Linked DNA regions of Homo sapiens: region 1 is linked to region 2. Evidence: chromatin contacts called from ENCODE Hi-C or POLR2A ChIA-PET data. All regions are on one chromosome and are shown on one strand. The core of a region is the stretch at or near the end of the contact, and the rest is flanking DNA. Distances in the headings are between cores, read along the strand shown. Region 1 holds the start of CPNE8 (copine 8). Region 2 holds the start of YARS2 (tyrosyl-tRNA synthetase 2).

Region 1 (5,897 bases), core at 2,361-4,860, 6.1 Mb before region 2:
CTCAACAAGACTTTTTGTGGACCTTGTCTAGCTGATTCTAAAATTTATATGAAAATGAGAAGGATTAAAAATGAAAAAACAATTTTGAAGAGGATCAAAGTTGGAAAATTTATACTACCTGACTTTAAGAGTTATTTTAAAGCTATAGTAATCAAGACTCTGTGGCATTGGCTTAAAGAAAGACAAATAGGTAAATGGAATAGGATAGAGTCTAAAAAATGGACTCATAGATATATGTTAATTTTTGGCAAAGGATGCAAAGATTTTTCAATGAAAAAGGGTAGTATTTTCAACAAATGGTGCTAGCAAAATCTGATGACAATGTGTAAAAATGAGAACTTTGATTAGAAAAACCAAAATAAATTATAGAGATAAACGTAAAACCTAAAACTAAAATTTTAGGGGAAAGTATAGAAGATGATAATTTTTGTGATCTCACATTAGACAAATATTTCTTAGTTTTGACATCAATATTATGATTTATAATAGATAACGTTGAAGAACTAGATTCATCAAAATTAGAAACTTCTTCTCTTTGATAGACAGGAGAATGAAAACACAAGCCACAGACTGTCAGAAAATATTTTGTAAACCACATGCGATAAAGGTCTTGGATACAGAATAAAGAATTCTCAAAACTCAGAAATAAGAAAACCAACAACATAATAAAAAAATAAGTAAAATATATGAAGACACTTCACCAAAGAAGATACGTATACACATAGCAAAAAGACATAGGAAAATACGTTCAACATCATTTGTCATGAAGCCACATGAGATATTACTACACATCTGTTAGATAAGCTAAAATTTAAAAGACCATCATAAATGTTGGCAAGGATGTGTGCAACCAGATCTCTTATATACTGTTGTGGTAAAGAAAAGTAGTAAAACTCTTTTGAAAAAAAAGTTTAATAGTTTCTTTTTCTTTTTGAGACAGAGTCTCGCTCTGTCCCTAGGCTGGAGTGCAGTGGCGCGATCAATCTCCACTCACTGAAACCTCTGCCTCAGGGGTTCAAGAGATTCTCCTGCCTCAGCCTCCGGAGTAGCTGGGACTATAGGCGCACACCACCATGCCCGGCTAATTTTTGTATTTTTGGTAGAGACAGGGTTTCACCACGTTAGCCAGGATGGTCTCGATCTCTTGACCTCATGATCCGCCCACCTCACCCTCCCAAAGCGCTGGGATTACAGGCATGAGCCACCGCACCTGGCCTTAATAGTTTCTTAAAAAGTTAAACATACACATTCCATATGATCCAGCTGTTCCACTCCTAGGTACTTACCCAGAAGTAATGAAAACATACGTCCACAGAAAGAGTTGTACATATATGTTCATATCAGTTTCATTTGTAATTGCCCAAAGTTCGAACAACCAAAGTGTCCATCATCAGGTGAATGGACAATTTATAGCGCATATATACAATGAAATAAATTAAAAATTTATTTCATTAAATAAATGAAATTTATTAATTTAAAATAAATTAAAAATTTATTTCTTTGTATATATGAATAAATATTTAAAAAGTAGAATGAACTATTGATGCTAACATAGATGAATCTCAAAAGAACTTTGCTTAGTGGAAGAAGCCAGACCAAAAATACTACCTGCTTTATGATTCCACATACATAATTTTTAAAAATGCAAACTCTTCTATAGTGACATAAAGATCAGTGGTTGCTTAGAGGGTTGTTTCAGTGATGAAAGGAGGTACTGATTACGACGTAAGAAAACTTTTGGGTGATGGAATGATTCATTATTTTGATTTTGGTGATGGCTTCACAGGGAGATACATGAGTCAACATTTATCGAATGATGGATGCACTTTAAGTGCAGTTCATTATATATGTTATACCTCACTGAAGTGGAAACAAATTGGATGTAAGTATCCCACATGTTGACTACTAAAGTTCTCAAGTTTCATCTCTTCAGTAGGCTTCTGTAAAGTAAAATTCTGGTGAGCTTAAAAAAAAACCTAGATCTCTATGCCAAATTAACTTTGAGCAGCATAATAGAAATGCCTGGGGTTTTAGGGCATTTCCAAATCGCAGTAAACTACAGTTTAATTTGTAATAGGACAAGAGGAAGGAAAAAAAAAGAAGAAAAAGCGGTGGGTGGGGAAATCAGGAAAGGAAAGCAAGAAGAAACAGGGGAAGTACACTCGGCAGGGGAATCGGCAAGACTGCACCTACACACTCTCACCCGCCTCTATAGATTCTCTAGGCAGGAGGCTGCAAGTGGATTAAAATGTTACAACGCAAGGCAAGTCCTCCACCGCAAAAACTGCTCCTCCCAGACTTAGCCCAACCAGCTGGAAACTCCGTGCTTGGAGCGTTAAATCGGACGGACACCCGCCCCCTCTCCACCCTCTGCCTTCCAGCTGCGCCGCATCCTGTTCTCCGTCGCCGCCTGGTGGCGAGCTCCCGGGACCCGCAGGCGCTCGGGTGAGGCAGGAGGGAAGGCGCGGGGAACAAAGGTCCCTGCAGTGGAGGGGCGCCTCGTCTACCTCCGGATGCTTTTGCCACGACTCCGTCTTGGCACCAGTCTTGCTGCCCTGGAATGCAGTTTCCCAAACGCAGCGCTCACTCTGACTCCTCTCTGCTTTTATCCGTCAGGTCTCAGTTCTTGCGGGTGGGAGTCGGCTGAAGGAGCTGCGTTATATGGTTGTGACATCACCCTCCCCGGCCCCCATTTTCAGGTCAGAACTTTCATGCCTTTGGAAACGAGGGACCCAGAAGAGCCCTTACTGTAGGAGGAATGTCGCCGTTAGACCTCTAAGCTCCGAAGAACCAAGGGGAGACAGAATCCAGATTGCTTCCTTAAATCCCAAGTAGTATTGTTTTTTCCACCTTAGAGTCCGCCCCCCCGCCCCCACTTGTCCCATATATTGATCGGCCACTTTGCCACCGTGTTCCAAGGTTGGAGAGCGTCACAATGCCCCACCGTCCCCAACTCTCAAGTGGCCGACAGTGGGCAGTCCAGAAGCTGGGACCAGACTCATCTGCCCGAGGGCACAGTAGGAGGGACGGAGGGATCTCCCAAGAGCTCCGAGGGCGAGGTGAGAACCAATTGTGGGGAGGGGGACCTTATAACGGGGCAGTTAGGAACGGGCAGAGGTGCCCCCACCTCCAGCTTTCAACTCAGGCGAGGAAACTTCGAGACCTTCCCGTCCACACCTGATTGACAGAAGGAAGCTGTCGCGGCCCAGGAGGCGAGTGTGGGTGTGCAGAGGTGGAGACAAAACCTAAAAGCACGCAGAGCCGGCGAGGGCTTGCGGTCCTGGACGGTAGGGGTCTGCGTCTGGTGCCACCTTCTCCATCAGGCTGCTTGCTGGGTCCACCAAGCCTGACCCCTCCAGCCAGGAGGGGATCACGGAGTGTGTCCCCCGCCCGGGCTGCTGCCTGCCGGAAGGGGGCTGGGAAACCGGGATCCCCGCGCGCCACTTGCCTGGCAGCGTCAGTTTCACCCAGGACTGGCTAGCGGTTCCCTCGTGGCTCTGCGCGGAGGTCCGCCTCCTCCCTTCCCTCCCCCATCCCGCGCGCTGCCTCCGCCTCCTTCTTCTGCCTCCACCCTCAACCCCCATCCCCGCCTGACGGGAGCTAGCCCTCAGTCCGCCCGAGCTGTGGTTGTGGGCGCCGGACAAGTCCAAGGCGCCTCCTCCCAATATGGACAGCCGCTACAACAGCACTGCGGGCATCGGGGACTTGAACCAGCTGAGCGCTGCCATCCCGGCCACGCGGGTGGAGGTGTCCGTGTCCTGCAGGTGAGGACGCAGCCCTTCCCCTCTCTCCTGCCCTCTCATCTGTGGGGTTGGTAGCACTTGGAGAGCGCTCGGGGTACCACGAGGCTTTGCGCAGGCAAGAAGTTGCGCCATGAGTGGGAAATATCTCAGTAGTGGGGCTGGAGTTACCCCGGGTCAGGTGACACAGGGGAGCGGGAATTAGAAGCGGTGGGCTCCGGGACTGAGACTTTGTATTTTCTTTCTGGGAAACGCTGTAAAAGTTGGCTGGGCTGTGACTCAGCTGTGGGAACACCGGCCGCCGCCCACTTTACAAGCCGGTTTTCCGCCCCAAACCCGGGCTGGATGGTTGGGTGATGACCGGAATCGAAGGGGACAGCACTGCCAAAAGCTCTTGTGACCGCTGCACGCTTAGGCCCGGGACTTCCTCTGCTAGGCGTGTGCAAACCTGCTGTTGCTAGGGTTGGCTCCAACCCCGGCAGCTTCCTCCCCACCCACTTCCTGGAGCCTTCCAGCTTGCTTCTCCCCGACCCTTCCGGGCTTTTTGCCTTTTGCCTGATAGGTAGAGATTTCGGCCCTCCTTGCAGACGAATCTATGCCTTACCTAAGATCTGGGAAGTCACGACTTTTGTTTTGATTTGTTTTCGGGCCCACATCTGAGTGCTTGTAAAAACTGACTCTCGGCCGGGCGCAGTGGCTCAGTACAGTTTATACGCCTGTATTCCCAGCACTTTGGGAGGCCAAGGCGGGTGGATCACGAGGTCAGGAGTTCGAGACCAGCCTGGCCAATATGGTGAAACTCCGTCTCTACTAAAAATGCAAAAATTAGCCGGACGTGGTGGCACGCGCCTGTAGTCCCAGCTACTCGGGAGACTGAGACAGGAGAATCGCTTGAACCCGGGATGTGGATGTTGCAATGAGCTGAGATCTTGCCATTGCACTCCAGCCTGGGCGACAGCGCAAGACTCCATCTCAAAAAAAAAAAAAAAACAAAAAAAAACTGACTTTCAACCCTGTCCAGAGACTGTAAATTGCAAACTCGTTGTCCTGACCTTTCGGTTAGTTGCCCTGTAAATAAAGCAGCATCACCGCTATATCATAGATGATTTTGAGAAGGAGATGAGCGATGGTGCTAAATTGGTACTGGCCACTAATTTGCGAATTAATATTGACCCTGGAGCCCACTCCCTTGTTTGCATAATTGGGTCTGTCTCACTGGAAAACTGGCTCCTCATTTATCCATTTTTGCCCTAAGATTGTTTTTATGCCCTCACATCCTCCCTTTCCTTTCCTTAGCAAACTTGCCTTGAAGATATCTAACAAATTTGGGTGATCTTGATGTAAATAAGTTTAAAATTCCATCAATCTTGACTTTGCATTTTCACAAACTGAGCCTAAAGCCAAAGGAATTCTTTTCTGGGGGTGAAAATTCGAGCACCAGCAACCGTAGTAGAAGTATTATTTGAGGGTAGGGGACAGCCTTTATCTAGCCCTGAAACTATATCACCTGATTGTTTGCCGCCTCTTAAGACTGATCTGGGACTATGGAAATAATCATGCTGATAATGATAGCTATCATTAAGCTCTTGCCTCATTGCTGTCACTGCTTTAAGTGCTGCCTGAGATTTTTCTGTCAATGGAACAGGTGAAGCTGTTTGGAAAACTCTTTAGAGGATTCCTAGGCCTTTTTCTTTTCTCTGAAGCTTGCTTTCGATGTTAGAGGGAAGTTACTGGTATATACAGATAATGGATAGCCGGAAGTCCTACAATAACAGCATTACTAGAGTTCTTATCCTCTGCTCAACAGTCTGCAAAGTCTGAATGGCATGTGGCCTATACTTGGAATGAATATAAAAGAATATTGTCAATCAAGTCTGAATTTTTCCATGAGCTTTTTAAGGGAAATTATACCTAAACTGGTCATTCTGCCAGTAGGGCCCATGTTTAATGCAGCCCCTTTTTTGATGCATGTTTTCTGTGAGTGTGCTGGGCATACTGAAGTCAATTGGCTTAAGGCAATTTGTTTCAGTTTGCTGCCTCAGAACCTGCAAATCCCTTGTTCCAGCTTTTTTTCATAACATTGCTTTGACATTTTGTTTTTAATTTTTAAGATTTCTAACAGGAAAAAAAAATCCTGAAAGAGAACCTGAATACTTA
Region 2 (5,677 bases), core at 2,563-5,062:
CTCCCAAAGTGCTGGGATTACAAGCGTGAGCCACCATGCCCGGCCGTAACCGGGCATGGTTACGTAGGTTTACAATTATAGGTTTACAATTTCTATTTCTTGTTCCTATCCACTCCCTTTTGCATCTGATGTCACCAATAATCTTCTCCAAGGAAAAAAAAACAGAAAACACAAATAAGAATTATATTTTATAGTGATTATAATGATCAGAATTCCTCAGACTTCTTTCTGCTGTCATTTTGCTGTGATGTTCGAGCAGCTCATATTTCAGCCCTAATCAGATCTCTGCTGTAATCTGAATATATATTTAATACAATGCTAGAGATAGAGAAATTTTCAAAGTTAAGTAGAGATCAGTTAAAATACCATTACTGTTTACTCTGTGTCTTTTGAATTCTATTATATTTATATTTGTTTACATTTTGAAAACCAAGCCATTTAAAACAGGGATCCCTTCAAAGAGAACATTTATGTGGCATTTTGTTGCAGGAAAAGGTAACTGTAAAACACATGTGCCTCTAATTCAAGGCCAGTTAACCTCAAGTTATTACAGTTGAGATAAATCATATTTTTAAAAATACTTTTTAACCCTTGTTCACTCACTTTTTAAGCCAATAAAAACAGCAAGAATTAACTTGGTCACTTTTTTGTAACCCAAATGCAAACCATGGGTGCAATCCCATAAAATTTTAGCCACGGATATAATTCCAAAGGTTTGAAAGTCCCATCTTCTTTATTGCTCCTGTCTTTGGGACAAAGCCCAATTTCCCCTATAATACCAACACAAATTATAAAAAGAGAGTAATTGATCTCACTGTATTTTCCAAACTTGTTGCTTGTTACTGTCATTAAGCTACTGTCAAGTCTCATCTAGCACCTCCTGTGACACCACCTTCTTTTTTTTTTTTTTTTTTTGAGACGGAGTTTGGCTTTCGTTGCCCAGGCTGGAGTGCAATGGCATGATCTCGGCTCACTGCAACCTCCACCTCGTGGGTGCAAGCAATGCTCCTGCCTCAGCCTCCCAAGTAGCTGGGATTACAGGCATGCGCCACCATGCCCGGCTAATTTTGTATTTTTATTAGAGATGGGGTTTCTCCATGTTGGTCAGGCTGGTCTCAAACTCCCAACCTCAAGTGATCCGCTCACCTCAGCCTCCCAAAGTGCTGGGATTACAGGCGTGAGCCACCGCACCCGGCCCGACACCACCTTCTATATCAGACTTTGCTGCCTCTTCATGAGATGCAACTAAACTTAAGAGACAAAGCAGAGCTCAAATCTATTTTTAAAAGACTTTATAATAAATTGTAATCCCAGGTAGAAATTTTCTATTTCTCATTATCCACAAAATTCTTCTCCATTAAGCACAGGTCATCAAGTAACCCTGACATCAAGTAACCCTGGCATACTGTTGTAACAAGTAGGATTTTCAAATTACTAACACACCTGTAAAAGCCAGAGAGTTGTGTGTCACCAGAAACACATGTGTGCCCTATGTATTAAGGTACTAAATAGAAAGCACCATTTGCTGTGTGTGTGACAGTACTGATTCCATGTTAGAAGAAAGCTTGCTTACTTGAATACAATTATTACTTTGCTTGATTTTGTAGATCATTCACTAAAATCAGCCTCAGAAAAACAGGATCTTGAACAGAGATAAAAGAAAATACCTAGATCAGCCTCTCTGTGAATGGGCTGACCGACCTAATAAGAATAGGCTGATGGTACCTGCAGAAAGCCACAAAATATTGACCAAGAAAGCAATGATTTACTGCCGACCTGAGACTGCACACGTTTCACAAAAATCTTTTTATCATCCTTTCTCTTAATTGCCCTTAAAAACCAGAGGTGGTCTTTGAACGCTAGCTCACTGCATCCCCCAGGGTTGCTGGTCTCTTGAATAAAGCTAACTTTACTTTCACTACAGCTCTTCTCTTGGGTTTTTGGCTTTCAAGTGACAAGTGGCCCAGATGTGAGTTTCCTTACGTGTGCTCAGGAGAATTTCCTGCCATACCTACTGAAATCTGTCCCTGATCAAAGTGGTGGACCATATGACTGCAGATTGGCCTTGCGAAGTAGCTCATGCCTGTAATCCCAACACTTTGGGAGGCAGAGGTGGGAAGCTTGCTTGAGGCCAGGAGTTTAGGACCACCCTGGGCAATACAGTGAGACCCCCGTCTCTACAAAAACAAAAAATAAAAATTAGCCAGGCATGGTAGTCCACACCTGTAGCTCCAGCTACTTGGGAGGCTGAGGCAGGAAGATCGCTGGAGCCTAGGAGTTCAAGGCTGCAGTGAACCATGATCCTGCCACGGCACTCCAGTGTGGACAACAGAGTGACACTTAAAAAAAAAAAAAACACTGAAGATCAACAGGTTATGATTGCAAATTTTAAGATATTTTGAACACACTATTTTCTTAAGCAGTTGGGAGTATGTTTAATAGCCTATTGAATGAGTATCTCAAAATCCTATTGAAGTTACTATTTGGCAATGAGAAACTAATTCACTGATAATTATACATGCAAAGAAACTAATTATTAAAATAAGTTTTCATTTTGTTAGATAACTTTATAACGTTAAAAAATGGAAAAGTCCTGTAGGGAATGATTTGGAACATGGCCCAGATCCCAGTCACAGGACCAAGGCACTCAATCCCCCAGCTGCTGGGAGTGTTGGTTGCTTATTGCTCACAGCTGAGTCCCTTCCTGCACATCTCACTCTCCAAAAGCCTTAACCCAGCGTTTTGCTTCCTCCCCAGAAACATCCCACATTTAATGAGCAGTCAGTAAGAGGGTCTAAAGGTCTGCCCCCTGGCCTCAATTCAGGATGACTCTGAAAGGAAATCCCGGCTCCAGAGCCCTTACTGGATTGCCTGAGGCCTCTATTACAAATTGTTCACAGTTCAACTTCTTTCTCCCTCCGCCCAACCCGGCCTCCCTCACTCCATTATAGGTGTTGTTCTTAAGAGCACACTCCAATTACCCTCCTGCAAACCAGTCTCCCCCCCAACTCAGAGTCCAGGGAATTCTACCTAAGACGATTTTGAAAGCGGTCCTAGAAATCAGGCTCTAACATGGGATTTTGAAGCTAGATCACCTGCCAGCCAGCTGCCAATAAGAACCTCATCCCTGGTCAGTATTCAGAGCACCTGTCACGCTGCACGATGTGATTACTAACTTGAATCCACTCATGCTAAGCTGTGTCCCAACCTAGTTAACTGTATTTAAAATAAATAAACCACAGGACTTGATGCATGTACTTTATTGCACTGAGTTTTTCTTGCTATACCTTGGACAAGACTGCCACCTCCTGGAAGAGCCGATGAATACTGGGGACGAGGTGCAATTAGGGAATCGGTACTATGAAATTGCTTGCGTCTCAGCAGCAACTCCCTATCTCTCCGCGAACTTAAACCAATTCCTAACCTTTCTCAACCTCTGTGAACAGCTTTTTGCATGGAACCAAGACTTCAAAGAACTTGCGCATCACAATCTTTTTACGTGAAAATGTAAATACAAGTTAGCATTTGTGAAGCGTTATGTGCCAAATGCTTTAATTTTTAAGGCTCACAACAGCCTTATGAGGTAGGAACTATCATAAGCAGATCCACACTGCTGATGGAAAAATTAAGTTTAAGGGAACGTAAGGCGACGGCTCTGAGGCGGAATCGCCACTTGGAGTCGGGACTCAACTGCTGAGAGCGCAAGCTCCGTAACTACGTAACCGTCTCGGGCATGCGCAGAAAAACACTGAAGCACCTTCCCTAGGAGCTGTAAGTAGGTGGGTGTGGTGGGAGCCTCTGCAATCCCAGCATTCCCTTCGTGCCGCTACCAAGATGGCGGCGCCCATCTTGCGGTCCTTTTCCTGGGGCCGGTGGTCTGGTACCCTAAATCTCTCAGTATTGTTGCCCTTGGGGCTGCGTAAGGCCCACTCGGGCGCTCAGGGGTTACTGGCAGCGCAGAAGGCTCGAGGTCTGTTCAAGGACTTCTTCCCGGAGACGGGGACGAAAATAGAGCTCCCAGAGCTCTTCGACCGTGGCACGGCGAGTTTTCCCCAAACCATTTACTGTGGCTTCGACCCCACGGCAGACTCGCTTCATGTGGGTCATCTACTTGCGCTGCTGGGCCTGTTTCATTTGCAGCGAGCGGGCCACAACGTGATCGCGCTGGTGGGAGGCGCCACGGCGCGCCTGGGAGACCCGAGCGGCCGTACCAAGGAACGCGAGGCGCTGGAGACAGAGCGCGTGCGAGCCAACGCGCGAGCTCTGCGCCTAGGGCTTGAGGCCCTGGCGGCTAATCACCAGCAGCTTTTCACTGATGGGCGCTCCTGGGGCAGCTTCACTGTGCTGGACAACTCGGCCTGGTACCAGAAGCAGCACCTGGTGGACTTCCTGGCGGCAGTGGGGGGTCACTTCCGCATGGGGACGCTGCTGAGCCGGCAGAGCGTGCAGCTGCGGCTCAAGAGCCCCGAGGGCATGAGCTTGGCCGAGTTCTTTTACCAGGTGCTCCAGGCCTATGACTTCTATTACCTCTTCCAGCGTTATGGATGCAGGGTCCAGCTGGGCGGATCTGATCAACTAGGCAACATCATGTCCGGATATGAGTTCATCAACAAGTAAGTGCCTTTAAACCTTGGGGAAATCCTGGGACCAAATAATTTACACACTAGTAGCCTGTGATTCACTCTTAGGATTGTAGTTGCTGCCCTTCGTTCCAGCTCTTGTTGGTTTTATCCCCATTAAGGCTCTATAATGGCGTTAATAACACTGGCTAATAAGAATTAAAGGGCTGAATTAAGGGTATTAAGAGTAAACGGTGTATTCTAAAAATTAGCTGGGCGTGGTGATGCACGCCTGTAATCCCAGCTATTCGGGAGGCTGAGGCAGGAGAATCTCTTGAACCCGGGAGGCGAAGGTTTCAGTGAGCCGAGATCGCGCCACTGCACTCCAGCCTGGGGCAACAGAGGGAGACTCCGTCTCAAAAAAAAAAAAAAAAAAAAGGGAAACAGACCACTAGTGAAGATTTGGTCGGTCTGTTTTGCTTCGCCTAAGTCGTCCTCTCTAATTAGAGAAACTGCTTTTGTGTGTTTATACCAGAACGTGACTGGGCCTCCTTGAGTAGCTAGCCTCTGCTTTAGCTCTGCACCCTCCATGAAACTAGTGTTAGTCCTTGGTTGGTATCTCAAAAAGTTTTTTCAACTCCAAATAATTGACAAGTAATGCGGGTCTAATAGCATTTTCTTGAGAGAGGTGAAGGATAGGGCTAGCTCATGTGCAACAGAGCAAAGCACATGTTTAAAAGGCGTTTAGAAGATTTCCTTTAGTGTCTCTTCCTGACACCCCTTCACCCAGTTTTCTCCTTCCCACTCAGCCTTTCAAAATCTCTAGTCCATTGTTATGTAGCACTTCCCCTTGGCCTGCCTAGAACCTGCCTGGAACCACTCATGAGGTTCAGAATGAATAGAGTAAGTACTGTAACAATACATAAGAGGAACAAGAATTCAGATTTAGGAGGTCAAGGAAGTTTTCCTGGAGCAAGTAACCAGAAAGAAATCTGGAAGGTGAACAGTAGAACCTACCACCACTTGTGCTTGAGGCACATAATGAAATTGTTCTTTATGCGTAGGTTGACTGGAGAAGATGTATTTGGAATCACCGTTCCTCTAATTACAAGTACAAC

What was found. A loop is a pair of places that touch in the nucleus more often than their neighbours do. ChIA-PET counts read pairs that join two places held with the same protein, here RNA polymerase II (POLR2A). Pooled maps may share reads with other maps.
Region 1: a pooled map shows a loop between it and region 2 (14-fold over the local background). The contact joins the promoter of CPNE8 here to the promoter of YARS2 in region 2. A Hi-C loop is called at or near these places in 1 of 37 single-sample maps with no recorded cell type and 10 of 50 pooled maps. POLR2A ChIA-PET finds 5 or more read pairs at or near these places in 2 of 52 experiments (CD8-positive, alpha-beta memory T cell and naive thymus-derived CD4-positive, alpha-beta T cell).

Annotation. Positions count from the first base shown.
Region 1 is chr12:38,903,304-38,909,200 of GRCh38, reverse strand. CPNE8 (copine 8) reads left to right here and starts at 3,610. Exons shown (of 20, transcript NM_153634.3): 1 at 3,610-3,764. The coding sequence starts at 3,667. It overlaps CPNE8-AS1 (CPNE8 antisense RNA 1), which reads right to left and starts at 3,489. Exons shown (of 2, transcript XR_007063275.1): 1 at 2,204-3,489. RefSeq lists an enhancer at 2,066-2,325 and a silencer at 3,456-3,625.
Region 2 is chr12:32,754,032-32,759,708 of GRCh38, reverse strand. It overlaps YARS2 (tyrosyl-tRNA synthetase 2), which reads left to right and starts at 3,812. Exons shown (of 5, transcript NM_001040436.3): 1 at 3,812-4,613; 2 at 5,624-5,677. The coding sequence starts at 3,835. RefSeq lists enhancers at 2,953-3,592, 3,797-4,026, 4,047-4,146, 3,593-4,232, 4,517-4,676 and 1 more.